Regions from separate parts of the Homo sapiens genome. Here regions 2 and 3 are each linked to region 1. Evidence: read pairs that join two places in POLR2A ChIA-PET (ENCODE). Cell type or tissue: GM12878. All regions are shown on one strand. Links, peaks and the distances in the headings refer to the core of each region. The heading gives the core; the rest is flanking DNA. Region 1 overlaps PAWR (pro-apoptotic WT1 regulator). Region 2 overlaps PAWR (pro-apoptotic WT1 regulator). Region 3 has its middle 110 kb from the start of MIR1252.

What was found. ChIA-PET counts read pairs that join two places held together with the same protein. Peaks named below come from ENCODE experiments on the same cell type or tissue, not always from the same donor. Only the 100,000 strongest peaks of a DNase experiment are listed, where the experiment ranks them.
Region 2: POLR2A ChIA-PET joins it to region 1 with 5 read pairs; 5 of 35 experiments call an interaction of 5 or more read pairs at or near these places.
Region 3: POLR2A ChIA-PET joins it to region 1 with 5 read pairs; 2 of 35 experiments call an interaction of 5 or more read pairs at or near these places.

Annotation. Positions count from the first base shown.
Region 1 is chr12:79,610,288-79,621,514 of GRCh38, forward strand. It overlaps PAWR (pro-apoptotic WT1 regulator), which reads right to left. Exons shown (of 7, transcript NM_002583.4): 3 at 10,789-10,920; 4 at 3,288-3,322. Among named protein-coding and RNA genes, the nearest start is that of PPP1R12A-AS2, 74 kb to the right of the region's middle. In GM12878, for the core only: no CTCF peak of the experiment used is centred there; a DNase peak (open chromatin) is centred at 6,024; H3K27ac peaks cover 503 bases.
Region 2 is chr12:79,671,654-79,682,880 of GRCh38, forward strand. The region is part of intron 2 of PAWR (pro-apoptotic WT1 regulator); the gene reads right to left. Among named protein-coding and RNA genes, the nearest start is that of PPP1R12A-AS2, 13 kb to the right of the region's middle. In GM12878, for the core only: no CTCF peak of the experiment used is centred there; no DNase peak of the experiment used is centred there.
Region 3 is chr12:79,525,578-79,536,804 of GRCh38, forward strand. No RefSeq gene overlaps it. Among named protein-coding and RNA genes, the nearest start is that of MIR1252, 110 kb to the left of the region's middle. RefSeq lists an enhancer at 7,262-7,762. In GM12878, for the core only: no CTCF peak of the experiment used is centred there; no DNase peak of the experiment used is centred there.

The DNA.
Region 1 (11,227 bases), core at 3,325-8,324:
CATTTCTGGTGAACAAAACTGTATATAAGCAAAGGTAAAATTTGAGTTAGGGTCAAACTGTTCCCTAATGTACCAATTAGGACCAATTTGCATTTCGAAAGCAAGCATTATAGCAGAATTGACTTTGCAAGAAAATTCTGACCCTGAAGAAAAAGAATCATAGTCATGTTTTATTCAAATAAAGTAGACAGAAATTACGGGTTACCAAAGCAGTGACAGTGAGGATTTCTGGTATATTTATGCTACACTTCGTTTAAAAGGCAGAAATCACTCAGTTGATACTAGCCATTATTTAGAGAACTCAAAAGGTGAAGATACTCATGTTACATTAGGTGAGGAGTAAAATTACACATTGAGGCCAGGCACAGTGGCTCATGCCTCTAATCTCAGTACTTTGGGAGGCAGAGTTGGGAGGATCACTTGAGTTTGAGATCACCCTGGGCAACATAGAGAGATTCTGTCTCTACCAAAAATTAAAAAAAAAAAAAAGAAAAAGAAAATTACACATTGAAAAAAAAAAACCCACAAATTGGTAACACTGATCCATCTTTACTAAATCTTGAGTTTCAGAAATTACATAACCCTCACCTCCAAATAGTTCCCTACAGTTAAACACATTTTTATAAGGAAAACCGGGAATATGTAAGACACATTCCACGAAAGTCAATTCAAGTTTTAAAATACAGCATAATTAGACTGAGCACATAACAGACTCAAGGCTAAAAATGTACATTCTTATTTGTGAGAAAAATTAAGTATTTAATTCATAATTTATAAGAGCATACATTCAAATGAATCTTCTGGGTGTTTGAACCTCCTAATGACTTTCAGAGTTATTTCTAGCTATATAAAATTTATATATATATATTTATATAAATCTTATAGATATTTATATATAAATCTTATAGATATTTATATATAAAACTTATAGATATTTATATATAAATCTTATACAGTATATATTATATATATTTATATATAATATATAATTTATATAAAATATATATAATTTCTTGGAAGTTATTTGGTTTACTGAAAATATTTTCTATTTTCAGTTATATATATATAAAAAATAAGTTATTAGGTTTACTGAAAATATTTTCTTACATGTGATGCCAAATTTCTATCTTTTACTCTATTCTCCCTTTTCTTCATTCCCATTAGTCAGCAGACACCTTCACTAAGAAACATCTATTCTCTAGTCATTGCTATAACTTGCTGACAGATTAATGAAAATAACAAACTGTTGATATAAAGTATAACACATTTCTACTAGATAAGAGATAATTTCATATACAGATTCTAGGTTTTGTGGCTTTTTAAGTTTTTGTCTTTTTTTCTCTTTTTAGATGGCATTAAAATGGAGCTCCAAACCAATAAAAAATGATGGGAAACTTTAAGATATTTATAACAATATTAAACAGGGGCAAATCTTTGAAAGCTGAAAAGTAAACCACATGCTCTAGGCTATGAGAATACAAGTAAGAAAAGTACAAACACATGGACATATCACAAGTAATGGTCTCAAAAGTTTCACAAAAATTCACAGAGAATAAATTTGCCTTCTGATTTAACACAATGACATGTAAATAAAGCTTTTGATAGGATTTATAAAATTATTCCCCTCTTGATTCTAATTAAAGAACACAAATTTGAAAAGTGTCATTCGTACTTTAAGACTATTACTTGATAAGAACTAAATGTATAAGATCAATACAACAAACTTGATAAGTTGCCACAGTTTATCTTTAGTCTCCAAACCAAAAACTAATGCTAAAAATTTTTTGGTTTGAGAATGTGGTATGGGAACAGGCCACATCAAGGCTATTTCATAATTATTTCTGGAAAGAGAAAAAGGATTTTTTCCAGTTTAAACTATTAATGGCAAACGAAAGCAGGTTTCATTATACCTACATCAAAATTACCCAGAAATGAAAATAAAAGCAGTTAACAGTAGTAAATGTATTGAGTGTTTTCTCATGTGCCAGAAACTACTTCAGACTTAACTACTCTTCTGATTATCTTGGCCTTCTCATCTCTTTCTATTGCTAATAAATACTGTAGCCCATGACAAAAATTAAAATTTTTATATAATATTGGTTAATGAATGTTTTATTTTAGATGAAACAGCTGAAATATTTTAAACTCCAACATACAGATGAAAGTAAGTGTTTTACATGTATAAATCTAGGCAGATGGTCTTACATAGTTAATAAAAATGTGGGCTCCAGAGTCAGGCTGCCAGAGTTCAAATCCAGAATTTACTGTTGACTAGGTTTATAACCCCAGAAAAATTATTCTACTTATTTAACCTCACGTCTCTCATCTATAAAAGAGAAATAAATATTATTCCTGCCTTATAAGATAATCATGAGAATTGAAAGAACTCTATGTAAAGCAATTTGGACACAGTAAGTACTCAATAATATTTATCATTCTAGGATTATTAGCGCAAGTATGACCACATGCTTCTGCAACCTTTATGGCCTCAACAGGGAAGAAGGAAGTGAATATCCTAGACACCTCCACTGAAAAACTTCTTGTACCCAATTCTGATTTTCTTCCTATACATATACATACACAAACACATTCTCTGGTTAGAAGTGTTACTCATTGTGTACAGGTGGTGCAACGGACTGATCTGTGTCCTCCCAAAATTCATATGTTGAAGCCATAACCCTTAATGAGATGGAGCCCTTGGGAGATAATTGGGTTTAAATGAGGTCACAAGGATGAGACCCTCATGATGCGATTAGTTCCTTTATAAAGAAGGGACCTCAGAAAGCTTACTTTCCCTCTTCCTCCCTCTTTCTCTCTGCCATGTGAGGACACAGTGAGAAAGTGGCTACCTATAAGGCAGGAAGAGAGTCCTCACCAGAACCTGACAATGGTGGACATGCAGCCTCCAGAAATGTGAGAAAATTAATTTCTGTTAAGTCACCAGTCTATAGTATTTTGTTATGGCACTCTGAGCTAACTAATACAGATGGGTCTACTTATATTTTCAATGTTTAAATACATGAGAAATAGCAATTCAAGGCATTTATTTTGCAAAGTTCATCAGACCCATGCAAATTCACAGTGAGTTTTCAAAGACTTCGGCATGTCAGAATAAGCCATGGTCAGGCAGACATGATACTCCTGCTTACAATATAATTTATTTTTAAGAGCACAGTAGAAAAGTTTCTTACTTTTCAAAAAGCTGCTTTAAATAGTTCTAGTTAAGTCAATGTCAGACAGACATTACATTCATGTCTACAATATGTTTAAGTCATAAGGATTCTTACCTTTTATATCTGCCTGAAACTGTTCTAGGTGGCTCCTGCAAAGTAAAAATAATTATGTATCAGTTTGAGTATGTATGTACACAATTACTTATTATATAAAATAGTTGATAGAGAATACCTAATTTTAAAAAGACCAACTTGAAGCAATTACTGTTTTAAAAAATTCACACTGCTGGTCAAACAAAACAGGAGTCTACATCTGATTTTTCAGTCCAAATCAATCACTTTTTTAAAATTATGTTTTTAATAAAGAAGTATTTTAAAAACTCAGAAAATGGACAAGGCCGGGGGCATCACTCATCATCCACTCAGCTTAAATCCTCTTGAAAGTCAAGGGGCATTAAAAAGTACCACCATTATATATATATATATATATATATATATATATATATATATATATATATATTTTTTTTTTTTTTTTTTTTTTTTTTTTTTTTTTTTTTTTTTTTTTTTGAGAAGGAGTTTCACTCTTGTTGCCCAGGCTACAGTGCAATGGTGTCATCTGGGCTCACCGCAACCTCTGCCTCCCGGGTTCAAGTGATTCTCCTGCCTCAGCCTCCCAAGTAGCTGGGATTACAGGCATGTGCCACCACGCCTGGCTAATTTTGTATTTTTAGTAGAGACGGGGTTTCTCCATGTTGGTCAGATTGGTCTCGAACTCCTGACCTCGGGTGATCCGTCCACCTCAGCCTCCCAAAGTGCTGGGATTACAGGTGTGAGCCACTGCGCCCGGCCTTATAGTCTTTATATATCTCCCTTTGTCTTTTTTATGCCATCAATTTTTCTAAAACTTACAACTTACCGTGTGCATATAGTAATTAGTTCCTATTTTTAAAGACTACATATACAGCTAAAAATGAAAAGTGAAAAAGTACATTTTAATATTGTGCTGATTCTAAGCTACTAAAAAAAAAGGTTGCTAAAAGTTAACATTAACCATTGGGGTAGAAAAATTGTTACCTTGCAAATAACTAGGCAGTCATGTCTCTGTTCAATCTTTTGACAGTCTAGGTTCTCCAAATACTTCTGCAGTTTCACTTTAATAAAACAGGTCAAAATCAAATGATGTCTTTAAAAATTGATAACTTTTTTCCTAATTAATCATTAAGTTGCCAAGAGAGATCCTACAATTAAAGAAGTTCTCATCTGGTTAAGGTAAAAGAATAAGCTACCTTTATAAGATAACCAGTTCCAGAGTAAAAGAGTAAATACTGACTGCATGATGCGATAAAAGACTAGCAATGTGGGGAACCAGTACAGCAAACCATATGATTAAGAGGAGGGATCGGATCAAGTTTCCAACCAGACAGGCTACTCCGTAGCTAGGAGACTAGGAGACTATGGGTTTAACCTCTATCAGTGTCTACTGATCTCTAAAATGGAATAACAGTGCCTATTTTATTGGGTTGTTGTAGAGATAAAATGACATAAGTGAGTAAAATTAGCACAGTCCCTTCCAAACAGGCTTTCAATTTCAATTTGATAGCTAACACAAACAGAAAACTAACTGGGATATGGAAAAATCTTAATTGAATTTTCTGCATGGAATTTGAGTAAGTCTGTCTTAATTATTCCAAGTCAATAAATTCTCATTACAGAAGCCTATATCACTTAGTTTTATTTGTATCTCAATTTTTCATGTATATATCTTATATTCTAAGTAAAATGTAAGTGTCTGACAAATAAGAACCCTCCACCAGCAATTCCTTTCTTTCTCCCCCAAAACCCCAGCTCACCTAGTATGCAATAAATATATATTGACAACTTAGGGAAATAACTTCCTTAGTAATCTGCAGTTACAAAAAAGTACCATTTGGGAAGTAACCAGTTGCAGGAAATAACCAGGTGACAGGATACTTGAGCGACTGTGTATGTGGGCTTGACCCCATAAACACGCTTAGTTCTGGGGAAGTCATGCCTTGACAGGTGATACAAAGACATTTTAACCATCCCTGAGCATCAGCTGTTCTTACAGCAAGGACAACAACAAAACCTGGCAAGCAAACTTTAAAGAGTTTCTTATCTGCTTGTCATTAAGCAGATATCCACGAATCTACACTTTTGTACCAAACACGTAAAACAGATCCCCTATTTATTTAGATGGTTATTTAATGTCGAAAGAAATATTAAGCTTATGTATACTCACTCAAAATATACTTTATTAAATATGAGTGATAATGATTCATACAGAAGTTTTTCCAGCTGGGTGCAGTGGCTCATACCTGTAATCCTAGCACTTTGGGAGGCTGAGGGGAGTGGATCACTTGAGCCCTGGAAGTCAAAACCAGCCTAGGCAACATGGTGAAACTCTTATCTCTACATAAAATACAAAATTAGCTGGGTGAAGTGGCGTGTGCCTGTAGTCCCAGCTACTCGGGAGGCTGAAGTGGGTGGACTGCTTGAACTCAAGAGGCAGAGGTTGCAGTGAGCTGAGATCACACTACTATACTCCAGCCTGTGCAACAGAGCAAGACCCTGTCTCAAAAAAAAAAAAAAAAAAAAGTTTTTCCCCTGGTAGTTTCACAAACGGTATTTGCATTAACATTTTACAAAGAGCTTCTTTTATTAAATTCCCTAATATTACCCTATATGAACTAAACTAAGGCGTATGATGTCTGACTACACATGCATGAGAAAAAATGCCAGAATCTCCAAAATAAAGTTCTAAAACATCACACATCATTTCTCTCACATCTGTCTCATTTTGGTTATATTTGAAATATCTCAGAACATGCCACATCAGCTTGATTGCCCAGATTGCCTTTTACTGAAATGAAGTCAGCAAAATTGCTAAATGAGAGCAACCCTTACTAGATTTACTAATTTGTGGGTTACTGGTATATCAACTGAAATTGTATGAATAACTTGGCAACAAACACTATTTCTGAGGCTTGAAATAGACTTTTTCTGTAATATGGTAAAACTTAGAGTAATAGAGATATAGAGTAGAATTTTAACAAAAACAGAAATGTAAAATGGAGGGCATTTTCAGCAACTCTAAATTGCAGTGGCATTACAATAATTTCACACTTTGACCCAATTATAAATGACTTAAAAGTCAGTATCAGACAAGTTTTGAGTTAAGTATGCTAACCAGAAGTCATGTAAAAATATCAGATTTCTACATTTCTCTACAGTTGTTTGGGTTTTTTTTTTAAACACTCAGTCACTTAAAACATAACTCAGTAAGTTTTACACAGTATTTTCCACACTGCTAGCTTGATACAGTTGATAAAATTAGAACTCCCACATACTACGTTGGTACGAAAAGTAATTGCGGGTTTGCCATTACAGTCATTCCATGCTCATGTCTGAGACATACAAATAATCAGAATTTAAGCTATACTTATTTCTTGTATATAGCTAATATTTCAATAGTTAAGATTTTGAAGCACACAGACGACACGAGTTTATTCCTTATTGGTGGATTTGAATATGGTCTTTTATTAGAGATTATACATTTTGAAGCTGAATGTTATTTTATAGTGATTCTTGTTTTTTGGCAGGGCACGGTGGCTCACACCTGTAATCCCAGCACTTTGGGAGGCCAACGCAGGAAGATCACCTAAGGTCGGGAGACCAGCCTGGCCAACGTGGTGAAACCCTGTCTCTACTAAAAATACAACAATTAGCTGGGCCTGGAGGCAAGTGCCTGTAATCCCAGCTACTTGGGAGGCTGAGACAGGAGAATTGCTTTAACAGAGAAGGTGGAGGTTGCAGTGAGCTGAGATCATGCCACTGCACTCCAGCCTGGGTGGCAGAGCAAGACTCCGTCTCAAAAAACAACAACAAAAAAAACTTTTAACAGTAAAATGTTCCCCACACTGGATAGATTATACCAGTATGATTAGAGACTGGGAGGGGTGGGAGTCTTCTTATGCATGTTAAAAATGGGCAATTAAAGGTGGAGTTTAAAGTGATTTCTATATCCTGGCCAAAAAGAGAAAACTGGGCATATCTTAAATTAGAAATGTTAGGTTAAAAAAAAATCAACCTATATGGTGCAGTGAAAGGTCCCTTATAATTTTTTTAGCTTTATTTTTAATTGACAAATAATGATTAGACATATGTATAAGGCACAAAGTGATATTTTTATTTCAATACATGTATATATTATGGAAGGATCAAATTAGAGTAATTAGCATATATGTCTGATATATTTTGGATGTCCCCTCCAAATCTCATGTTGAAATGTAATCTCCAGTGTTGAAGGCGGGGCCTGTTGGGAGGTGACTGGATCATGGGAGTGGATTTCTCATGAATGGTTTAGCACCAATGAGATCTGGTTAAGAGTATGGGACCTGCCCCCGCTCTCTCTCTCGCTCCTGCTCCTATCATGTGATGTGCCTGCTTCCGCTTTGCTTTCCTCCATGAGTAGCTCCCTGAGGGCCTCATAAGAAGCTGAGCACATGTTGATGCCATGCTTGTGTAGCCTGTAGAAGTGTGAGACAATTTAACCTATTTTTCTTATAAATTATCCAATCTCAGGTGTCTCTTTATAGCAATGCAAAGAACAACCTATACAGAATTACCTCAAATACTCATCACTTCTTTTTTTTTTTGTTTCTTTTTTTGAGACACAGTCTCGCTGTCACCCAGGCTGGAATGCAGTGGTGTGATCTCAGCTGACTGCAACATCCGCCTCCAAGGTTCAAGTAATTTTTGTGCCTCAGCCTCCTGAGTAGCTGGGATTACAGGTGAACACCACCATGCTCAGCTAATTGTTGTATTTTTAGAAGAGATGGGGTTTTGTCATGTTGGCCAGGCTAGTCTTGAACTTCTGGCATCAAGTGGTCCACCCACTTCGGCCTCCCAGAGTGCTGGGATTACAGGCATGAGCCACTGCACCAGGCCCTTATCACTTCTTTCTGGTAAGAACATTTAAAATACTCTTAGCTATTTTGAAATATACATTATTATGAACTATAATCACCTTACTGTGCAATAAAACAGAAATTATTCCTCCTATCTAACTGTAACTTTGCACCCATTGGCCAATGTTTCTCCTTTCTCCATCTACCTTAGCCTCTGGTAATCACCATTCTACTCTCTACTTCTATGAGTTTGACTTTTTTGGATTCCACATATAAGTGAGATCACTGCGACAAAATGGATGACGGCAGAGGACATTATGTTCACTGAAATAAGTCCCTGATAATTTTAACGAGGAAAATGCTTGACATTCTTACATGGTAGAACAAAATTCCACACAAATATAAACGTCACCTTAGATGTCTTAACTATATTTCTGTAGCCACAACAATTTCCAGGCAAAGAAACAACTATATAATTATTTGGCACTTTAATAATTACTACTCCATACTAAATAGGGAAAAAAAAAATGAAGAAATACAGTAGTCCTTTTTCCCTTATCCAAGCTTTCACTTTCTACAGTTTCAGTTACCCATGGTCAACCCATGGGTATTAATAAAGCTAGATTAATAATTTTTAATATTTGTTATTTAATAATTTTAATTGATAAAATTTTAGTATTTTAATTAATAAATTAAAATATTAAATAGAAAACTTGAGACATAATTTATAAACTTTAAGTTGTGAGTTGTCCTGACTAGCATGATGAAACTTGGTGCTGTCCTGCTCCATCTCGCCCAGGGCCTGAATCATCCCTTTGTAAAATGTAACCACAGTGTCTATGCTCCCTACCTATTAGTCACTCGGGAGCCACCTTGGTTATCAGACTGTTGTGGTATCCCAGTGATTGTGTTCAATTAACTTTTCTTTTACTTGATAATTGCCCCAAAGTACAAGAGTAGTGATGCTGGCAATTCTGATATGCCAAAGAGAAGCTGTAAAGTGCTTGCTTTAAGTAAAAAGGTGAAAATTCTCAGCTTAATAACGAAAGAAAGAAAAATCATATCCTGAAGTTGCTAAGCTTTATGATAAGAACATATCTTCTATCCATGAAATTGTAAGGAAGGAAAAACAAATATGTGCATAGTATATATAGCGTTCAGTACTATCTATGATTTCAGGCATCCATTGGAGGTCTTGGAACATAACTCCCTTTGATATGGGGGTACTGCTATACTAGTATCATTGAAACGGCTTGTAAAAAGTACAACTGTTAAGACTGGTACTGGTCTTAAAAGTTTCAAAGACTACGTAATTAGATCTCCCCCAAATCCTTAAGTCTGTTATACAACTGATTTCAAATATACTCTTTCTGAAACAATCTTCCTTGCAATGGGATGGTTTCTATTACTAAAGGGAAGGGGAAAGATCTATGTAGAGCTGAGAAAATGTTGGCAAAGCACAAACTGTTTTGTGTAAGTTTAAATAAAACGCTCTGCTTTATTCAAGCTTATAAAGATCAATAAGGAAATCCCCATGAAAACAGTCTTTACAGGTACAGTGGCAGATCAGAACTTCTAACGTATAAACAAGTATAACAGCATAGGTGAAATAAGATCAGACAAATACAAGTCAGATGAATACAGCAAAGTAATACTGATGTTATTCAAATAATCTAGCAACAAAGCCACAGCCCTCAGTAAAATTATGGCATAACATGCTAACTGACCCTCAGGACTAACTTAAAATATCTATGTTGCCATGTATAATTTAGTATGATATATTGTTGAAGATGACTTCAGAATAAAATTTCTCTAATATATAACTGATAAAATAAGAAAATGAAAAATAAGAGCTTTATCAAATTAACAAATATTTTAAAAGGAAAAACTCATCCTTCCCCTTCCTTTCCTGAATAATTAAGTCCTAAAGCCATTAGGCAGGGCAGAGCAACGTGAGAAAACACAGTGGCTCAGATCAGGGTATCAGAACCTGTCATAAAGAAGAGCTGCTTGGCATAGAGAATTCAAGTCCAAGCAAACCAAGGAGACTGCTCACATAGCACAGCTCACTCAGCCTGACCTAAGAAATCAGAGCCTGAGCAGAATGAAGAAGATTTCTACAAAGCAGGGAAGGTAAGGCCTCATTTGTGAGGCAAGGTCAGAAAGGGAGTCCCATAAAGGGGCAGCCAGAGTCCCAAGTAGAATGTGAAGTTTACCTTTACAGGAGGGTGGCTCAGAAAAGGGTGATAGAGCTCTAGCAGGGTAAAAAATGTCTACCCTCCAAGAGGCAGCCTGGCATGGGGTATTCTGTGCCAGAGCGCAGGCAGGATGAAGTGAATGTTCACATGGAGTGGCAGTCTGGCCTGGAGTTGTCAAAACCTAATCAAGTTGAGGAAGAGTCCCCATGGAGGAGCAATCCGACATGAGTTCTCCGAGTCTCAGCAGGAGCAAACAGAGGCCCTACAGAACAGCCTATCAAAGGATGCACAAGCCGGAAAAGGGTGAAGAGAGTGTTCATGCTTACGGTGAGCCCAACATGTGATGTCAGAACCCACTTATGGTAAGGAAGGCATAAGTAGGAGGAAAGGAGGCAATGGGAGATATATTACTACATACAACTCAAGAGGCATAATTGAAAAATTGCCATTAAAATAGATAGTGACTTCCTGGTATTTTTAAATACTCACCTGTAGCAGATAGGAACTGCCTGGATCTAGTAAGTTTACAGCTTCATTCTGAATAGTGTTCTGTTGTGTAATTGCATCTTCTCGTTTCCGCTCTTTCTGCCCTGCTTCATCATCTTCGTACTCATCTAAGCACTGAAAGAAAAAAAGAGTTTCCATTTTATTTCTACTATTAATAGACTGTTTCGATAATATGTGAAAATATATTGATAGTATTAAAGAAATATTTGTGCATTCAGAAATTAGTTTGCATAATAAAAGTATTTTTCTTTCAGCAATATGTACATTTAATTCCTATAAATTATCTGCTTAAAACTTGTACTTCCATATCCACACCACTGCCAACAAATCTTTTCCCTAAACTCCAAACATCAGTGACAGGGTTTTCTTAAAGGAAAGGTTTATTCATTCTTTATCATTCATTCAATAAGTAAACTACGTC
Region 2 (11,227 bases), core at 2,747-7,746, 61 kb after region 1:
ATAGTTCATTTAACTTTTTATGATAATTAAATAAGCTTATACATGTAATGAACTTAGAACAATGCCTAGCATATACTCAAAATGTTAAGATTATTTATAAAGAGGCTCAATCATAATTTCTACAAAAAGGACACAGCCAGGCACAGTTGTGCACCTGTAGTCCTAGTTACTTGGGAGGCTGAGGCAAGAGGATCACTTGAGCCCAGGAGCTCAAAGCCAGCGTGGGCAACATAGCAAGACCCTATCTCTAAAAATAAAAATATTAAAAAGCTATACTTCTGCATGACATCATTTTACTGCACGAATAGCAGTGAAAAGTATTGTTAGTTAATGGCATCAGCATCCACCCAATTGCTCTAAAGGAAAACCTAATTATCATTTTGATTGCTCTGCTTCTCACAGAAAGTGCTGTCAGCTCTACCTCTAAAACATATTCCATACGCAATCCCGTCTCTCCATGGCCCCTACCTCCCACCTGGTCACTCTCTCCTGTATTGCTGTAGTGGTCTGCCCTCTCCTTCCCGTACACAGAGCCCATTCTTTACCTACAACCTAAACTGATCTTTCTGAAACAAAAATTAGATCAAGTACTTCCTCTGCTTCAACCAACAAGCAGCTCCCAACTGCACTTAAACTCCAAACTCTACCATGACCTGGTCTTTATCTCTTCTCACCTACCCAACTTTTGCTTTAAGTTGAATACTTGAAGTTTCCTGCCTCAAAACCTCTGTAATGTCTGTTCCCTCCACCTAGAACTTTTGTTTTGTTTTCTTTCTCCCCACAATCTCTTCCGATTCTCCTACCTAGAACATTTTTACCCCAGCTCCTTCCCCTGATTTTTACCTAACTGGCTCCTTCCAAAGTTTGGATCTCAACTAAATACCTTGCTCCATATAGAGGCTTTCCTTGCCAGCCCTAAAGTGCTACCACCACTTTGCAGCCTCTACTCTCTATAGCCTATCTCCCTGTTTTATCCTCTCCAAGGTACTTATCATCAAGTTTATTGTGTGTATTAGATCACATCCATACCCCTCAACGAGAATCAGTTTTATTAACTTGAATGTATCACCAAAAAAAAAAAAAAGATTCTAATTTTTTTCTGTATTTCAAACATGTACAGCAGTAGAGAAAATAAAATAATCCTAATTTGTTCATTACTGCAATTTCAACAAGTACAAATTTCATTTATATTTCTATTACTTTCCCACCACTATCTGTCCTATATTATTTGGAAGCAAATCCCAGGCATTTCTTCTCTAAATATACCAATATATATCTCTAAAACAATTCTTCTACAGCACACACTAAACCACTACCACAACGAAAATAATGAAAAATGATTACTTAATATTATCAAATATCAAGTTAGATGTCAAATTTCTCAATTACCACAACCATTATTAAGTGAGTCAAATTAATCATATTTCTTTTTTTGAGACGGAGTCTTGCTCTGTCTCCCAGGCTGGAGTGCAGTGGTGTGATCTTGGCTCACTGCAAGCTCCGCCTCCCAGGTTCACGCTATTCTCCTCCCTCAGCCTCCCGAGTAGCTGGGACTACAGGCACCTGCCACCACACCTGGCTAATTTTTTGTATTTTTAGTAGAGACGGGGTTTCACCGTGTTAGCCAGGATGGTCTTGATCTCCTGACCTCGTGATCTGCCCGCCTCAGCCTCCCAAAGTGCTGGGATTACAGGCATGAGCCACCGCGCCCGGCCCTAAATTAATCATATTTCTTTCTAGTGTCTACCAATACAAAGAGAGAAAAGGAAATTGCAAGTCTGGAGAAGGAAGAAGTGATTTGTTCTTCAAGTTTGCTTCCTGTTCTGTCAGTTTCACCTGAGCCTTGCTTAGTCACTAGAGCAGCACTCATTCAAGTAGCAACAGCTGAAACCAGCCTTATTGTGCCCCTCAGTGACTCCGTTACCAGCCAGTTGGAGGCCTCTCCTCAAAGAGCTGAGCCTGAGCTCCTCTTTCAAATTCAGTAACCCAATACTAGCCAAACAGCACTCCCTTGTCAGAGGTCTGAGATTTGTGAGAACTTAAAATAAGAGCTAAAAATAGGTAATATACTTTATGGTAGCATTTTTTATTCCTCATATAAGCACTTCACAAGGTTAAATTCTTCTACTTAGAATGTAATCCCATTCACAACAACCACAAAAAGAATAAAACACCTAGGAATAAGCTAACCAGGGAGGTGAAAGATTTCTACAATGAGAATTACAAAACACTGCTGAAAGAAATCAGAGATGACACAAAGTAATGGAAAAACATCCCATGCTCATGGATAGGAAGAATCAGTATTGTTAAGATGGCCACCCTACCCAAAGCAATTTACAGATTTAATGCTACTCCTAACAAGCTATCAATATCATTATTTGCAGAATTAGAAAAAAAAATTCTAAAATTCATCTGGAAACAAAAAAAGAGCCCAAATAGCCAATACAATCCTAAGCAAAAAGAACAAAGCTGGAGGCATCACAATACCCGACTTCACTATACGACAAGGCTACAGTAACTAAAAGAGCATGGTATTGGTATAAAAACAGACACATGGACCAATGGAGCAGGTCAGAGAACCCCAAAAATAAAGCTGCACACCTACAACCATCTGATCTTTGACAAAGCCAACAAACAAGCAAAGGAGAAAGGACTCCTTATTCAATAAACAGTGCTGAGATAACTGGCTAGCCATATGCAGAAGACTGAAATTGGACCCCTTCTTTTCACCAGATAAAAAAAAAAAAATCAACTCAAATGGACTAAAGGCTTAAATGTAAAACCTGCAACTATGAAAACCCTAGAAGAAAACCTAGGAAATATCATCTGAACATCAGCCTTGGCAAAGATTTCATGATGAAGACTCCAAAAGCAATTCAAACAAAAACAAAAATTGACAAGTGGGACCTAATCAAACTAAAGAGCTTCTGCACAGCAAAATAAACTATCAACAGAGTAAAAAGACAATCTACAGAATGGGAGAAAATATTTGCAAATTATGCATCTGACAAAAGTCTAATGTCCAGAATCTACAGGGACCTTAAGCAAATCAATAAGCCAAAAAAAAAATGACCGCATTAAAAAGCGGGCAAAGGACATGAACAGACACTTCTCAAAACATGACATACACGTAGCAACAAGCATATGAAAAAAATGCTCAATATGACTAATCATTTGAGAAATGTAAATTAAAACCACAATAAGATACCATCTCACACCAGTCAGAATGGCTACTATTAAAAAGCCAAAAATCCACAGATGTTGGTGAGGTTGCAGAGAAAAGGGAACACCCAAACACTGCTGGTGAGAATTTAAATTAGTTCAGCCACTGTGGAAAGCAGTTTGGAGATTTCTCAATGAACTTAAAACAGAACTACCATCCAGACCCAGCAATCCTTTTACTGGGTATATACCCAAAGGACTAGAAATCATTCTACCACAGGGCCAGGCACGGTGGCTCATGCCTGTAATCACAGCACTTTGGAGGCCAAGGCGGGTGGATCGCTTGGGCTCAGGAGTTCAAGACCAGCCTGGGCAACATGGCAAAACCCTGTCTCTACTAAAAATACAAAAAATTTTAGCTGGGCGTGGTGCCGCACTTGTGTTCGCAGCTACTCGGGAGGCTGAGGTGGGGAGGATCACTTGAGCCTGGAAGGTGGAGGTTGCAGTAAGCTAGGATCACGCCACTGCACCCCAACCTGGGTGACAAAGCAAGACTCTGTCTCTCAAATATAAAAATAAAAATAAAATAAATCATTCTACCATGAAGACACAAGCATGCATATATTCATCGCAGCACTATTCACAATAGCAAAGATAAGTAATCAACCCAGATCCCCATCAACAGTTGATTGGATAAAGAAAATGTGGTACATAAACACCATGGAATCCTACACAGCCATAAAAAAGAACAAGGTCATGTCCTTTGCAGCAATATAGATGGAGCTAGAGGCCATTATCCTAAGCACATTAATGCAGGAACAGAAAACCAAATACTGCATGTTTTCAGTTATAAGACGGAGCTAAATATTAAGTACACATGGACGCAAAGAAGGAAACAATAGTCACTGGGCCTACTTAACAGTGGAGGGTGGGAGAAGGGTAAGGATATTATGGGTACTATGCTGATTACCTGGGTAACAAAATTATCTGTACACCAAACCCCCACGACATGAAATTTACCCATGCAGCAAATCTGCAAATGTACCCCCTGAATCTAAAATAAAAGTTGGAAAGAAAAAAAATAATAACAGCAAGCTTAATATATTTGTTTTGCTCAGGCTAGTATTTAAAAGGTGACACTGACCCCATTGTGAAGCTGGAAGCACAGGAGAAAGAAGTGACCCTGATCGCATTATGAAGTTGGAAACAGAGGAAAAAAAAAAAATCAAGAATGGAGGCAAGTGCAAAGTTAGCAACTAATTTCTCAAATCAGAAATCTGAACTTCTCAATGCTTTGCTTTCCTCACCTGTAAAATAGAAATAATAATAATAATAGCAGTGACCCATCTAGAGCTGTTCTAAAAATTTAATGAGTTAATACATGTAAAGGACTTAGAATAGTACCAGGCTCAAAAAGCACTTAAGTGTAATCTCACATTAATATGGCCTGCTTATTCAGAAATACAAATACCTTTCTTCACCCATAATTAATAAAATATTCTAAGAGCCAGCTTGTAGTATAAGCAATTTCTGATTTAATCAATCTTTCAAATTATCATGTGACTCAAGATAATAATAAGCTCCCCTATGTACTCCAACTGAAGACACTAACAGTCAATTAAATAGTCATAAAACTGAAAACATTAATAAACTGTATTCTCTGCTATAGTGTTCTATAATTTCACACACAGTATCTTCCCAACTAGAGTATGGCAACAACTAATCTCCTTATCTCTATTCTCTCTTTCTTCTAGTCTGCTCTGTGTACTACAGCCTGATAGTTGATCTTATTAAAATTTTGCTCTCACAATATGAACATATCCTGCTCAAGTTCTCCTGTAGCCGGATACATCAAACCAAAAACCTTCGGGCTTGTTTTTAAGATCCTTCACTATTCTGCTCCCTCAGTTTCACTTACTATTTCCTAACATAAGCCCTCTACCCCAATCAGGTTACTAATTCTCATCTTTGTACTACTGCCCACTCTGCTTTCACAGCCTGAAATAGAACTCTCCTCTTCACCTGTGCATTTCTTATCAGTCCTTCAAGATTCAGTTCAAATCTCACATTCCCTTCACAAAATTACCTGGACCATTCAATCCTCCAGGAATCTCTCAAATATCTGTACTAAGAGTATGACCTAACATTTAACATTTTATTATACTCATTTTTTAATGTTCAAGAATTGTCCTATATAATCTTGTTTTTCTGAGTTAGATTATAAAGTACTCAAGGACAAAATCAGAGTTGTCCAAATCCTGGCAGTGCTGGTAACAGAACAGCTGTATTAACTTAAGCGTTCAAAAGGCCTAGTGCAGTGTCTAACATGTACTAACAAGGTAGTAAATGTATGCTAGCTATACCGGAACATCCAAATTAGAGAATATTCTGTAGACATTAAGAATAACACATCTGTGATGTTTGTAAAGATAGTGATAACAAAAATGTTGTAACAATATCTGTAGAATGATTAAATTTCTGGATAAATACATTTATTTTGTGGGTGGCTTCAAATAATTGTATTCCAAAAATATAAAGTACTAGTATCACTGGATAGTCAGAATCACTGTCCAATGAAAATGATTATGAAACAAAAGTGTTTATGAAACAACAAAAAAAAGTAATAACATTTCTCCTTTTAAAAAAAGCTTAAAATGAAATAATAAGACAATGTCAAGTTTAAAGGCAGGTTATAAGAATGTACATAGAATATAATCCCAATGTATAAAAATAAAAATGGAAGAAAATTTGTTAAATTTATAAGTAATATTCTATAGCTGATTTTTGCACAATCCTAGATTTGCTATTTTATTTCAAATTTTCTGAATACTATTCCTAAAACATGGTTTGGAGATGCCCTTGAGTTCCTCGAAGATACTACCAGGAAGGAGGGAAGTATGGAGGGAGAAAACACTTGTAGAAGTTAAACAAGTAATACATGGAGAAAAATTCAAAGGCAATTCCCATCCTTAAGCACCTGTATTCCTACCATCTGTATTACAGAATGAACTAGAGAATCAGAATGCAATAAACTGGTTTTATATTAAAGTGCAGGGCAAAGTACAAACTCAGGGATAACGTTAAGCTATAAACTTCTCCATGATTACACTAGAATCAAACTCTAGCAATTTAGTATCACTGGAGTTCCCCACCTCCACTCCATCTGCCCTCTACCCCCAAACACTCAAATTTATTCATTATATAATTATTTTTGTCATCAAAAGAAATCACTTGGTACAACTTTGTTTAGATCCTATCCTCTAGTTTCTTTTTAATGCATATGGAAATTTTGATTTATTCTACTATATGTTATTTTCACAGTATTTTGTGTTGTTTACTACTCTTGAATATCTGCCTCCGAACAAGACAATCCTTTTAATGATTTCAAATTAGGCAGACAAAACTGTTTTCTTTCCAAAACCTGTGAGAGTTGTTGCATAAACAGATATGGACAGAGGAAGGAAGTACCCAGTCAACAATACTGAACAGCAGAATAAAGTCTGAATTCTTTGGCATGGCATTAAAATCCAACACAATTGGTCCATATCAATCCTCTTTAACTGTTCTCCATTCACTCCCCATCATGAATTTTCTGAACATCACCATTTCCTCTGTTAGAACATATCCTGCTTATTTCCAACAATGATAACCAATGTGTGGGCACTGGCACCCAAACAGATCTGGAGTCAAAGCCAAGTTCTGCCAGGATGGCCTTTGGGCAAGTCATAACTTCTTTGAGGCTCAACTTCCTCATCTTGTAAAATGATAAAAATAAAAACCTACCTCATGAGTTAATGTGAAGATTAGATGTAACCCATGGAAAGCCTTCTGTGCAGTTCTGGACATACAGCAGGCATGCAATATAAAGTTATTATTTCTATTACTTCCCAGTTCTGTGCCTTTGCACGTGCTATTTGCTCTACCTGAAATGTTACCCTGTTCCCCTCTTCACTTGGAGAATCTTTCTTACCAACTGAGACCTAAAGCATAATACCACCTCATGTTATGTAAAGCCTTTATTGACTTCCTTAATTAATGGCTCCCTTTAGGGTATTTTTTTTTTTTTTTTGGCGGGGGTGGGAGGCACAGGATGGTGGTTAGAGACAAGGTCTCACTCTGTCACCCAGGCTGAAGTGCAGTGGCATTATCATAGCTAACGGCAGCCTAAAATTCCTGGGCTCAAGCAATCCTCCTGCCTAAGTCTCCCAATCTGCTGAGATAACAGGTGAAAGCCACTGTGCCCGGCCCATGGCCCCCTTTTCTGTGCTAGTTCAGTACTTTGCTCTTTTCTCCATCATAGTTGTTATTATACTAACCTCTAATTATTTATCTCTTTCCCTGAAAGATTAGAAGTTCCTTAAAGACTGGTGAATATTTTCTATCACACAGCACTGAGCCTGGGGCACACAACAGGCATTCATATGTTTCTGAAGAAACATTTACATATAGATTCTTATAAAAGAATCTATAAAAAATGCTGCAGCATATGAGAGGAGTGACAGGGCAAATGCTACAGAGAGGACAAATGGAATGAAAGAAGCTGTCACATTCGGCAATTAAGAGGTCACAAGTTTGGTGACACTGGTACAAAAAAAAGGTCACAGGCAACCTTAGAGAGATGAATTTCAGTACTGTAGTAAGAAATGAACAGTCAGCAGGTGAAAATGTTGCCTTTAAGAAACTGACCAATTATGGAGAAAAAACAGTAAGCTGAAGGTAAAGCAAAATTAAGGGAACATTTCTGCATGACAAGATGAACCAGGAGGTAGAGGCTGAGTATTTAAGTAAGAGGTAATAAAATAAAATCCCTGATACGGCAGTAGTATTAGCCTGGTGGGGCCAGGAGCAGTGGGGGATATGCTAGACTCAGCTAGAGGAAAAAGGTTGAGGTTGAAATGCAACTTAAGTTTTGAGGTAAAAGCTTTCTGGAAAGACTACATTAATGTTTTGTTTTTTGTAATGGGCTAGATGATCTCTAAACACTTTTCCAGCTCAAAACATCCAGTTATGTAATTTTTAATGCCAATGAAATATCTCTGAAATCTATTCTTTCTTTCCTTTTCTACCACTATTGCCCTAGCGATCATTATTAGTATACTCTTATATGAGTACTCCCATTTCTCTGCTTCCTATACCTTTCCTCTATGTCATTACTTGGATTGATCTTCCCAAGCCATTGTTTTCTATGTTTTTACAACGTTTTACATATTTTAGACAGATTGATGGGGATACAGATATCTATGCATGGGTAGACATATACGCACTATAACATTTGTTTAGAAAAACATGGATTTGTCCCAATGCCACTGATATGAACACATGTTAGGGAACAAGTTGAGAATAACACTAATTTTGTGTTTGCTTATGTTCAAATGCAAGAAATGCTCAGCAGGCACAGATAACTGCAACCCAGTCACGTAGAAATATATGCATACACACCTCAAACATCTGCCAGTTACGTCAGTTCACTGCATACGTTATGAGCTACACCCATCCACATCTGGTGTAACACTCTCACTCCAATTTCAGATAACCTTCCTCCTACCATTTTACAGTAATTCACAAGCTGGGATCCTTCTAACACTTTTCAAAAAGTTTAGGTATTTTTCAAAGTAAAGTGTCATATTTGTTGTAGTATTTATGTACTTATTAAGCATTTAACATGTGTGAAACTGCTAGTTTTTATTAGGTTTCTATCTTTTTAAATGCCATTGACAAAGTTTTTGAGTGTTATGCCCCAAACTCCATTTTCACATATGCCCTACAGTTTTTACTGCACAATTTTGCATACCATGATGAGTTTCAGGAACTTATTTCAGCTACAGCATACATACATTTATAATTACTCCAGCTCCAACCACCAACTTCCCAGTGAAATCAAAGGTTATAGAGGTTTAAAAAAAGAAAAAACCTCTGGTCATCCTTCACAATTATCTGAACCTATGAGACTCTTTCAATGGCACAAACACTTTTCCTGAGCAATGTTTCAGGAAACACAATATATGAAAAGAAAAAAATAGACCAGGTGGAGTGGCTCACACCTGTAATCCCAACAACACTTTGAGAGGCCAAGGTGAGAGAAGCATTTGCGTGTAGGAGTTCAAGACCAGCAACATACTGAGACCCCATCTCTACAAACAAATTAAAAAATTAGCCCAATGTGGTGGTGCAAGCCTGCAGTCCCAGCTACTCAGGAGGCTCACGTGGGAGGATCTCTTGAACTCAGGAGGTTGAGTCTGCAGTGAGCCATGATCGTGCCACTGCACTGAGCCTGGGTGACAGAGATCCTGTCTCAGAAAAAAGGAGAAGAAGGGAGGGGAGGGGAGGGGTGGGGAGGGGAGGGGAGGGGAGGAAAGGAAAGGAAAGGGCTATTTATCTAAGACTATTTATGGGCTAATCAAAAAGCCACATAATAAGGCAGATAAGCAGTAAGGTCCTTTCCCAATGAAGTAATGGTTAAGTATTTTAATATCAAACAGCACAAAACACATGCATCCAACTGGACATGGTGGCTCATGCCTGTACTCTCAGCTGCTTGGTAGGCTGAGGCAAGAGGATCACTTGAGCCCAGGAGTTTGAGGCTGAGTCATCACACCATAGTACTGCAGCCTGGGGAACAAGCAAGATCCCTGTCTCTAAAAAACATACAACAAAAGATACATACACATCCACCCCTATTTTTGAAGTTATAGAATAACATCATAAAAATACTCATGATGAGTGGTTAAGTATACACACAAATCAATAGTGTGGTTCCATTTCTCAAGTAGATTCAAAAAAATAAGAATAGAAACACAAATATTAATATGTATAAGATAACAGGTTTTTCTACCTTTCCTTGGATTTATTTCCATGAGAGAACTACAGTGAACACACTGCCTTTTTTTTAACACATTACTTCTACTAGCAGAAAAAAATTAGGATTACATAAATTTGATTTGCATCAACTTTTGCTTACATTATAGGATATGGAGAAGTCTTTCAAGAATTTGAAACCTAAAAGTAACTTCTTTGATTATTTCAGCTAATACAATCGTACTTTTTATTCCTATTCCTCAAGCACCATCTTCTGAATGTTAACTCTGTTCTGAGATTTACATTCTTTTTAAATACTACTAAAAATATTCTGGAAAAAACTCCAAAATAATAGAAAATCAATTGATACTTTATGTAACCTGCAAATTCTAAAATATTAAGTAGTTTGCTTACATGACCATAGATAAGCTTAGTCTGAAAGATGTCTTTTTAAGTTAATTTCATCTGTTTCAGTTCTGTATTTCAAACTGTATATTATTATGTTTATTTATCCTATTCTCTTAGTCCCCCTAGAGTTTTGTTTTGTTTGAGTTTTTCTGAGCCAGGGTCTCACTTTGTCACCCAGGCTGTAGTGCAGTTGAGCAGTCACGGCTCACTGCAGGCTCGACCTCCTGGGCTCAATTGATTCTCCCACCTTAGCTTCTCAAAGTGGTAGCATTAGAGGTGTGAGCTATGGCACCTGGCCCCACAGAATTTATTATGAAGAGCCTGAAAACAAAGTTTCAGCTGCCACAGAATTGTAATCCACAATATAAATTCTCTCCTATCTGTTCACTTCAGCAAAACCTAACAAAATATTAATTTTCAGAATACAACTGCCCTATTTCTTCAACTACTTAAAATAAATGAGACTATCATTGAAAAATACACTGTGACCCACAAAATTTTGCTGGACAAAATCTCCAAAAACTATCACAGAATAAACATTTTACTAGTCAACTGACATGCTAAGATTTGAACTTGCTGGAGCTCTTTTTACCTTTGAAGTGTGTGATTTTGCTGCTTTTAGAATTTAAATATTCCTACAATGTCGTTCAGCCATGGTGCCCTGTGTATTTTTACATAGCCTAAGGAGAATGTAACAGGTGGCTGAGGCTCAATTCTATACATGTAGGTATATGGCTATAACACATTTGCCTAAGATCTAAACAGAAAGTTGACTCAGCAGTTAACCAAATATGTTCAAAATCAATTGCCAGTCAAGGATGCCTATAGGTCTAACATGTAAGATTTGTAATCAATGGGAAAA
Region 3 (11,227 bases), core at 3,281-8,280, 85 kb before region 1:
CACTGGTCAATAGGCCATTTGCTTTAAGTTGTTTTTCAGTAATGCAAGCCATACATATTGGTTTAAAGTCAGTTAAAATAAATCCTAACCTGAATCTACTGAAGTCTTCTTTAACTTATTACAATATTAAATATGTCTTTATCTAGCCATGCATATTTCTATGAATATATCCTTCAGAAAAACATACAATATTGTACATTGCAGCATCTTTTCTTGAGGCAAAACTTAAAACGGAAACTGGAAACAATCTGAAAGTCAAATAGCAGGAGACTAATTGAATATATAATGATGTAATCACCTTATGGAATATCATGCAGCTATAAAATCAAAAACAAACTAGATAGAATTCCATGAATTGACAGAGAAAGGCGTTCATGATATGTTGTTACATATATAAAAAGCAAGTTGCAGAAATATGTGCCCAATTTCATTCTATTTTTCTAAGAAAAGGTATGCATTCTTTTTTCATATAACTGAGGGAAGGTATGAGAGGGTATATAACAAACTATTAATGATGATCATCTCAGTGCATGGAATTAGAGCACAGTCGAGTTTTACTTTATATACTAGTGAATATTTTGAATTACCATATCAACCATGCATTATTTTGCATCAAGGGAAAAAATAAAATTCGTCTGTTGGGAATGTGAGAAAGTTATCAATCCTTCTTTCCAGGACACTCCTAATATCACAATTTAATAAAAATATATCCAGTTTTTTCAATATCTTCAGTAGATAAAGATTTTACAAACTTCTGTAATTTTGTCATAATACTAGTTTTGTTTATCAAAAGGCTCAGATGTATAATATAGTAGGTAATTCACATACAGTTACTTATCTACTCCTCTACTAACAGCACAGGCTCTGTTATGTCCATTTTACAGATAAGAAAACAAAATAACTTAAACAAGATCACATAATTCTAGAAAGTAGCCTAGCCAAGATAATAGACTGGAAAGCAGACCTAAGTGGAAAGCTAATGTTCTTCCTAACACTATACTAGAGCTATTAGGCACATACATCTAAGTTAAATCAATCACTTCATTTCAAATTCATTTGTAAATGAAAATAGCATACTATGGGGATCTAAAAAACCTACCTTTTAGAGTTGTTTAAAAAGGATCAAAGTGTTTAAAAAGGATCAAAAGAGTTTTCCCAGTCTTCAACAAATCCCTCTTCTTCTACTCATCACACTCGCCTCCTAAAGAAAACTGTCCTTCATGAGCCACCATGTCTTCTGGTACTCAAAGTCATACTCTTCCTTCCTTATATTCTCCTTCAATCTGTTTTTCTTTTTTTGAGACGAAGTCTTGCTCTGTCACCCAGGGTGGAGTGTAGTGGGGCCATCTCGGCTTACTGCAACCTCTGCCTCCCGGGTTCAAGGGATTCTCCTGCCTCAGCCTCCCGCATAGCTGGAATTACAGGCATGTGCCACCACACCCAGCCAGTTTTTATATTTTTAGTAGACACAGGGTTTTGCCATGTTGGCCAGGATGGTCCTGACCCTCCCAAAGTGCTGGGATTATAGGTGTGAGCCACTGCGTCCGGCCTACCTTCAATCTGTTTTTCAAAAATTACCTGAGTGAAGTCTCTCCAAATTCTCTAGGTTTCTCTAGACTTGATACCTGATCAGGGATCTTCAATATTGAAGATTACCTCACGACTTCTAAAAGCTAAGATTGTATTCATGTATCAGAATATCCTGCAGGTGTGGTGTTATGTTTTGTACATTAACAAAATAAAAAATATTGCAGACTCATAATCATTTAACTCTAATATCTTTTTCAGCTCTACTTGCATATGATTTGTCATTCCTGGCCTTGAATTTGTAATATTTGTTAGCAACTCTATCGGGCAGACAGTGGCCAACAATTTTTACAGGGAAATGCTCATTACAGCAAAAGATGAAAACTCAGTAGGGTTTAGAAAATGCAAAGCATAGTAAATAAGAAATGGGAAAATGCACTAGACATCAGAGAGGAGGTAGCTCTGTCCCCTATTGTGTATCCTGAGACATAACTGAATTTATTACTGATGCTGTATTCCCACACAGTTTCAGTGACCAGAAGTGCTTTTCATCCCATCTCTGGCTGGTCCAAAGATCATACTCTCCAGGGACCTAGTACTTCATAATAATGATTCATTATTTATTCTAGCCCCAGGACATTTCAAATGAGTGTTTCAAACCACTGCTGGTTATTATATTGGATTTAACTCTACTGATGCATTTATTGACACCACAGGATCCACCGAAATGCAGCAGTCTCCACAGCTCTTTGAAAGCTGCATCTTTATTTGATTTTCTTTCTCAAATCCTGAAACCTAGCACAAGAATCTTTCTATGATAATTAATCAAAGTAAACGTATTTGGCGAATTAATTAATAAATGAACATTTAAACAAACTAGCAGAGTAAAATCTAATGACTTTAAAGTTTTAAAGAATTAATTATTTTTCTTAATGAGCATAGCAAACATTTTCCAAGCCCATGCCAAAATAGCCATGAAGGTAGGAGTGGCATCTGGTGTTACCTGGCATACTGAAGAACTCAATTAATAGTTGCTGAGAAAATGAATGACAAGCTAGATTATCAAAACAAGTTATCTTATTATTTTTTCTTGATATTATACAAGTGCTATGGAGTAGAAACTGGAAACATGTCTGCTCCTTTTTTATCTACCTTTAACCTTTCTGCCTGGGATCACTGCTACCTGAGTCACAGTGTCTATATATCCTACAAATAGAAAGAGACATAGGTCATCAGAGAGAAAATTCAGAAGGGTGCTTCCAAGTCATTTCCAGAAAACCAGCCTTCAGGATCAACAGAAGAAAAGGAAACAAAATAACACCCCCCCACCCCATCCCATATCTCCCTAGAGCATAGATGCTGCTAATTGGAAAGGGTGCTTTAAACCCTGAAGAGAAACCTCATCTGGAGTCTACTACAAGTAAATCTTCACAGCTGCATTTGCTTGAGCCCATAAGAAAGGATGTAGAGGAATGAAAAGAAGAGGCTGTTAGTGTAAATGGTAAACCACATACAGTCATGTGCCACATAACATTTTGATCAATGACAGATCATATTAATGATGGCGGTCCCATAGGATTATAATACCGTATTTTTACCACACCATTTTATGTTTGGACACACAAATACTTACTGTTATGTTACATTTGCCTACAGGATTGGGTACAGTCACATGCTATACAGGTTTGTAGCTGAGGAACAAAAGGCCATGCCATAGAGCCTAGGTGGCCAACATGGCAAAACCCTATCTCTACTAGAAATACAAAAATTAGCCGGGTGCGGTGGTGGGCACCTGTAATCCCAGCTACTCGGGAGGCTGAGGCAGGAGAATAGCTTGAACCCGGGAGGCAGAGGTTGCAGTGAGCCAAGATCGCGCCATTGCACTTCAGCCTGGGCAACAGCGCAAGACTCTTTCTCAAAAAAAAAAAAAAAAAAAAAGAAAAGAAAAGAAAAGAAAAGAAATCACAGATATCTGGTACTGATGTATCACCCAGGCCACAAATTGCAGACTACTGGGTATCGGAAAACAAACTGTCATCTGAAAACGTCTCCTGAATAGATACCACTAGTTAAAAAGGTATTAATGCAGCTTTCTAATTACAGTAATGAAGTAGTTTACAGCAGAATGACTAATTCCTTTGCACAAATATGAAGGGAACTCTAGAGAATTACTTTACTATAAAATCCCCCTTTCTCCCCAATGCCACCAGCAGCCTTAATAATAGTACCACCATCTACTCATTGCTCAGATTAGAAACCTAGTAGTCATCCTGAGTTCTTCTCTTTCACATCCAATTCATTTATAAGTCTTGAGAGCCCTGGCTACAACAAACGTCTCTAAACTGACCATTTCTCACCTTCGTTGTTACCACCCTATTTTAAAGCAATTAACAGGTCTCCTTGACATCACATGTGCCATCACATTGGCAAGGCAACCCATTTGGCCATTTTCTTCACAGCAGACAAATTAATTTTTTCTAATTACATCAGACCTCATCCCTTTCCTGCATAAAACACTCAATGACTCTTCATTGCAACATGAATAAACTCCAAACTCCTTACCATGGCCAAAAACGCCTTCAGTGACCCAGCCTCTGCCTTCCTCTTTAGCCTCATCTCCCTGAGCATTCTCCCTTGTTCACCCATCCCAATCTACTGGTCTTGTTTCTATCAGACATGCTGAGCTCAATCTCTTTACCCTCAAAATTGTCAAATGGTTGCCTTTTCCCCAACATTCAGACTTTAATTCAGATATCATTCTTCTGAGAGATCTTTTTTTTTTTTTTTTTTGAGATGGAGTTTTGCTCTGTCGCCCAGGCTGGAGTGCAGTAGCACGATCTCGGTTCACTGCAACCTCCACCTCCCAGGTTCAAGCCATTCTCTGCATCAGCCTCCCGAGTAGCTGGGATTACAGGCGCCCACCATCACGCCCAGCTAATTTTTTGTATTTTTAGTAGAGACGGGGTTTCACCATCTTGGCCAGGCTGATCTTGAACTCCTGACCTCATGATCCATGTGCCTCGGCCTCCCAAAGTGCTGGGATTACAGGTGTGAGCCACCGCGCCTGGCCTCTTCTGAGAGATCTTCCTTAACCAATTTAGTCAATCTGTAATGCATCACTTTATCTTATCTTCTCATGGCTGCACTTTTATCATTTGTCTCCTCCCACTAAAGTGGAAGCTATGTACAGACAAGGAGTCATCTGTGTTGTTCTTTTCTCTGTCCTCATGAACACAACAGTTCCTAGCACAAAGTATGCATTAGTAAATATTTGCCAACTAACCTAGTACCACCATAAAAGGATATTCTTCTCCAAATAACAAAGCTTCGTGTTCAGAATTAGCACACCTGGAAGCTCCATTTTGAAAAACAAACAGCTTATCTCTTTGAAAGGAATATTTCAGACCACTGTGTGATACGATTTGCATCCCTAAGCAAAGAAATGACTTGTCATGGGCAGACACTATAAGTAGTTCATTTTTCATTCTCACTGGATTAAGATGTAAAAGTCTGATTTCAACATCCTGAGACCTTCAAACTAAACTTGATGAATTATTTCCCTTCTCTGGTCAATGGATAAACAGAAACTTCTTGTCAATTCTCACTATAATTTACTGAATCTTAATCTTTGGAAATCTGTTTGCTCCATCTTAGTGCAGTTACAGCTCCACTGTGTGGAAAAACAAGGGAGACAGGCAATAGAATATAGGTATGTTACCTAAGTGACCAGTGAGAAAATTTGGGAAAGTGTGTATAAGAGATTATAATCTGTAAAAACATATGCACAAAATATCAGAATGATAAAGAGTATTTTATTCTTATCTAGATTGGATATGGTATTTCTAAAAATTAATTATGAATCAGGGGCCAATAAATATTTGATTATTTACATGCTGTCTTTCCCATCTTCCCGCCTCTTATTTCCATAGCACGCTTGAAGCTGTTCAGCAATTTTCGCTTTTAACTATTGCATCTCTGTCAGTAAACACTCTGACATGTATAAAAATCACAAATACAAAACACAAAATTCATTCTAGTCAGATCCAGAAATGAGACAATTTAAAGCAAATAATTCCCTATGTGTAGATACATAGAGATGCAGCTATGGAAACTAGCAGAGGCAGCACTCTCTTTTCTGAAAAGAAATGTTTTCCATTGACTTGCATCCCTTGACCTTTGCCTAGGAAAAAAGATCCTTCATAAAACTGTCAATCATTACGAGTGACACTAAATCAAGACCTAATCAATGTCCAACTGGCTCAGTTTCCAGGAGATCAGGTGCAGAGATAAGTTAATAATCTCTTCCCAAAAGGCTCAGAAATATTTTTAACATTTCTTAGGATTTCATACATTGCAATTTTGGGTCTTCAAGGCACCAAAGCATAGTCTGATTTCTAGTAACACAGCAACACTCAAACAAAGAGCTACGCAGCTTCTACTGGTTTACCGCTGAAGACTTTAAAACCATTTCAGACCCAGTTTCAACAAATGACTGATGGAAATAGTAGAATTCTTTCCTTCCCTAGCTTCAGTGGGTAGAATGAGCTCCACTATGTACTACTGGGTCTTTCATTGGACTAACCCATTAGAAGGCTTCAGCTGTTGGTGAAATTAGAAACTAGGCAAAGTTTATCTTTGGTGACTCAAGCAAGATAAACCCTCATCTCCACTCTCCCCCATGCTCCTGTTGCTCAAGTTCTTTTCCTATCAAAACATCCTCTGTGCAAGAAATCAGAACTCCCTAGCATTAAAATAAATGTTCGCTAGAAGCTTCAAGGATGACCTTTCTCAAGGAGCTAAGGAAACGAACAGGAATCAGAGCTCTGAATTATAGTATGTTTTCCAGAAAAAGAGAACAGGTAGGGAGATGATAGGGGAGTTTTACCTGAACCTGTAAAATGGTACCACACAGCAGCTGTCTGCTTTGTCTACACTGTGGTTGTCAATTCAGTTAAAAACTTCAAAACCAGACTCTTCTCTCAAGTCGTTCATAATTCAGACAAGTAAACAATTAATTTTCATTTATGAAATAATTGCAAGGATATTTAAAGGACAGAATTAGTACAAAAAAAGGTTAAGTTTTACAGAGGAGGCAATAATTGAGCTTGGTTTCCAAGAATGAATAAGAATTTGTCAGTGGTTGTGGTTAAAGGACATTTTAAGCAATGGGATCAAAATGAGCAAGCTAAGGTGAACTGAAAAGCATTATATTAGTAGCATGGACTCTAATTCACCTCTCTTCCCCCTCCAGAAGATTCTGACCTTAAGTATTACGAACTCTGCTTACAACTATCAGTGTTCAGTTTTAGGACATAAATATGTATTGAGAATATTATTGATGGATATTCACTGTGTGGAATACAATGATGAGTAAGGTACAGCCCAACCTCAAAGCAGTTTACAATATAATGGGTTTAGACAGAAATGTATGCAAATAACATAAGATCAGTCAAAATGAAATTCATCAAATCCCCCAATCGGACCATAGTTCCCCGTATGGCTGACAGCAGCTGCTTAGACCAGACTTTTTTTTTTTTTTTTTTTGAGATGGAGTCTGGCTCTGTTGCCCAGGCTGGAGTGCAGTGGCACGATCTCGGCTCACTGCCAGCTCCGCCTCCCGGGTTCACACCATTCTCCTGCCTCAGGCTCCCGAGTAGCTGGGACTACAGGCAACCACCACCATGCCCAGCTAATTTTCTGTATTTTTAGTAGAGACGGCGTTTCACCTTATTAGCCAGGATGGTCTCGATCTCCTGACCTCGTGATCCGCCCGCCTCGGCCTCCCAAAGTGCTGGGATTACAGGCGTGAGCCACCGCGCCCGACCATAGACCAGCCTTTACTCAGCTAACAGTATGCAGGCCTGTTAGAGTAAGGAGAGCTCTGCTCCAAGTGTTGACAAATATCCCTCCCCCTGTGGCTAAATCAGCCTGCCCGGTCATCCGTGACGAAAGTTTGAGCTCACCAGGAAGCCTTGACTCCTTTGGCCAGATATCCAGCTGATTGTTTTGGACAATTATGAATTGGGTAAATATTTTCTTAAGGCTGAAATGTTAACAGTTTGGGTAAATGCTCTCCAAAGCTTCAGGTAGGGAGTCAACCACACTTTTCCTTTAGAAAGTCTCATCCTCTCACTTTTAACCTTTTAAAGCAGTATGGGCAAGATTGGAATTCACTGCTGCTTTTCTTTTTTCCTTTTTTATTTTCTTGAGTGCAGAAGCATGGAGGACCCGTGTTAAGAGGTCCTTCTCTCTCAAGAAAACATCTGAAGTCCAAACACCTGCCTTGAGATTCCCACTTACGGAATGATATGAGCCTCTCATGTAAAATGAATGCAGTAACAAAAGATGAAAGCAATCTTAGTAAACACTGAGATTTCATTATATGAAAAAAATGTGAATGGGGTATTCTGTAGTTTAGAATCACAGGAGCATAGACTCAAAAAGACCTCAGAGGCCATTTCATCTGATTTCTCATTTTATGATTTAGGGAATTCATTTTCATTCATTCACTTATTCAAAACTCAAAATGATTCATCCTAGGCCAGCATTCATCTTACTGACTCTCAAAGTATAATCCCAGCAGCATTAACATCACCTGGGCCTTCCTAAAAGTAAAAATTCTTTTTCATTTTATTTACTCATTTATTTATGAGACAGAGTCTCACTTTTTTGTGCAGTCTGGTTTCAAACTCCTGGCTTCAAGTGATCTTCCCACCTCAGCCTCGCAAAGTGTTGGGATTACAGGCGTAAGCCACTGTGCCCAACCAAAAAAAAAAAAAAATTCTTGAGTCCCATCCCAGATCTACTGCATTGGAAGCTGCGGTAGTAGGGCCCAGCATCTGTATTTTAACAAATCCTCCAATTTATTATAGTGCATGTAGAAGTTTGAGAATTACTTCCCTATACCCTATAAGTGAAATGTATTAGTCAGGGATATATAGTTTAACTGGTTTAAGCAAAAAAGGGAATCTGTGCTCTGTACAACTATTAAGTTCAGGGAATAATACTTTCTCCAGAATATCTGTGAAAAACACCACATTTTTGCAATGACTCCCAATTTCCTTCCCCATCAACTACATACTCCTCTGTTACAGTTGTACATAATCTTGCTCCCAAGTTGCCTAACTTGATTTTCCACTGCTCTTCAACAGGCATCTCAGTTAGACTTTGTAGTCTCCTCTCCATGCCTTGACCATGCCATGTCCATTTCCCTCATTCCCATTTCATCCATGAAGTTCCCCTCGACCGTAACACTTTGCATTCCCTCCACCTATCAAAAATCCTGCCCAGACATTAAGATTTAAGCTTACATTCCACCACTTACATAAAAAATCCTTTGTCTGCTCCAACCCTTTCTTATAACTGTCTTATGAACTCCCACAACATTTAAGTCTCTGACTCACACAATGTAGCTGTTAATTACATTTCTGTCTTAGGGACTGTTTCGTTGTAAAAGAACCCATCTGTGTTAGCTTAAATAAGTGTAGATAGTGGTAAGGATTCGGATGGATTTCCCATAATCCAATTGCAGGATAATGAGCTAAACCTCAACAGGTTTGAAAGTCTTAAGTATTAGATAAGAGCACTTACTCCTCATGTTGCAATATGAATAGACATATACTGGCCTCTCTCCTTAACCCTCAATCAATCTTAATCAATTATCTGACTGGTGAGTTTGAAGGAAGAAACTACACATGCTTTGTGCAGCCCTTTCCTTTCTTCTCCTTGGGAATCTTCTGAATGGGGCGTTCAAGGGCAGGTCCCCACAGCAGGGAAAAACCAGGATGGGACGGTGGGCAGCACTGCAGTTTTCCAAGTCTGCCTTTGATTAGGTAGATAAGTTTATTTCTGCAGTGAAGTTGGTAAGCCCCTTGATACTGCAAGATTAAAGTTGTCCTCCTGGTTGGGTGTGGTGGCTCATGCCTGTAATCCCAGCACTTTGTGAGGCCAAGGCAGGCGGATCACAAGGTCAAGAGATAGACCATGCTGGCCAACATGGTGAAACCTCATCTCTCCTAAAAATACAAAAATTAGCTGGCCGTGGTGGCATGTGCCTGTAGGCCCAGCTACTCAGGAAGCTGAGGCAGGAGAATCGCTTGAACCCGCAAGGCAGAGGTTACAGTGAACTGAGATTGGGCCACTGCACTCCAGCCTGGTGACAGAGCGAGACTCCATCTCAAAAAAAAAAAAAAAAAGTTGTCCTCCAAATGGCTTAGGTGACACTTTTATTTCCATGTGCCTGACTTAATTATCTGTCCCTCAATTGGTTTGGAACTCAGGAGATGAAAAAGGGGGTGTTATCAATGGTCACACTAAAATTTAGATAATAGGCACTGATCTTTTCTCTATCTGAAGCTGCATATTTAGGATTTCTGCTGTAATCCACTCCAATTCATCTCACTCTGAAAACTAACTTCTTTTTAACTGGATCTTCTGGTTCCTCACTAACTTGGGCTTTTATATGGAACTAGTGTTATTATTAGTGACAGAGATTACTAATTTTCACCAAAATTTAATCTCCTCTGCTTCTTTATTAAGAGAACACCCAAATAGGTGGTGAATGGTGGCCCAGAATAAAGAATACATTTCTCATCTAGGTGTGGACATGTGTTAAAATTCTCACCAATGAGATTTAAGTGGAAGAGCTGTGCACACTTCCCAGAAGATATCCTAAAAAGGGAAGGAGTTTGATCTTTTCTTCCAATTTCTTCCATTCTATTGATTGAAATGCAATTCTAATGTCTGGAGCGAGGGCAGCCATTTTGGACCATGACAGAGAAACAGAGGTGTGCTAGATCTGGCTTATATGAGCTTGGGAGAGCAGATGATTAAACATTGAGGAATTCTGCAAGCTGGTTGTTAAACCATTGTAGCTTGAAATTGGCCATGGTGGGAGTATTTCCACCATGAAAATCAGGCAAATGCTACAAATTATGCCATTTTCCCCCCCAGAGGGCCAGTTTACCAGCCTGCGACTGGGTAAAAGCCACATGTTGAAAATGGTAGAGCAATAAGACAGAAGGGGTCTGAGTCCCTGATGATCATGAAATGGCTAGCCAGATGAGCCTTCAGGACTGCCTATATTTACATCAGAGAAAAATAAGTTACCATCTTGCTTAGGCATTGTAATTTTTGCTTTCTGCCCCTCAAAGCCAAATTTAATTGTAACTAAAGCCCATTTGAGGCACTAGGCCCAACTCAACACTATCTAAATACAGTTTTGGGGTCATTAAGGAAACTGAGAAAGAAAATATAACTTGTTCAGCTTAGGTCAGGTATTCACATTCCTGGTGCAATCTGTGGGGCCAGAGATGTGGGTTCCATGGTACACACCTAGCCACCTAAACCTATCCTTTCAGCAGGGGCTATTGATTCACATCTGAAAAAGAAGATATGGGCTGATAGACATCCCAAACTAGTTTACTATGCTACCATTTGCTATATTAGCATATAATAAATGGTAGTACAGCACATCGTTGTCATTGTTGTTTTCTTTTTTTGAGATGGAGTTTCAGTCTATTGCCTAGGCTGGAGTGCAGTGGCATGATCTTAGCTCACTGCAACCTCTGCCTCCTGGGTTCAAGTAATTCTCCTGCCTCAGCCTCCCAAGTAGTTGGGATTACAAGCATCCACCACCACGCCTGGCTAATTTTGTATTTTTAGTAGTGAAGGGGTTTTACCATGTCAGTCAGGCTGCTCT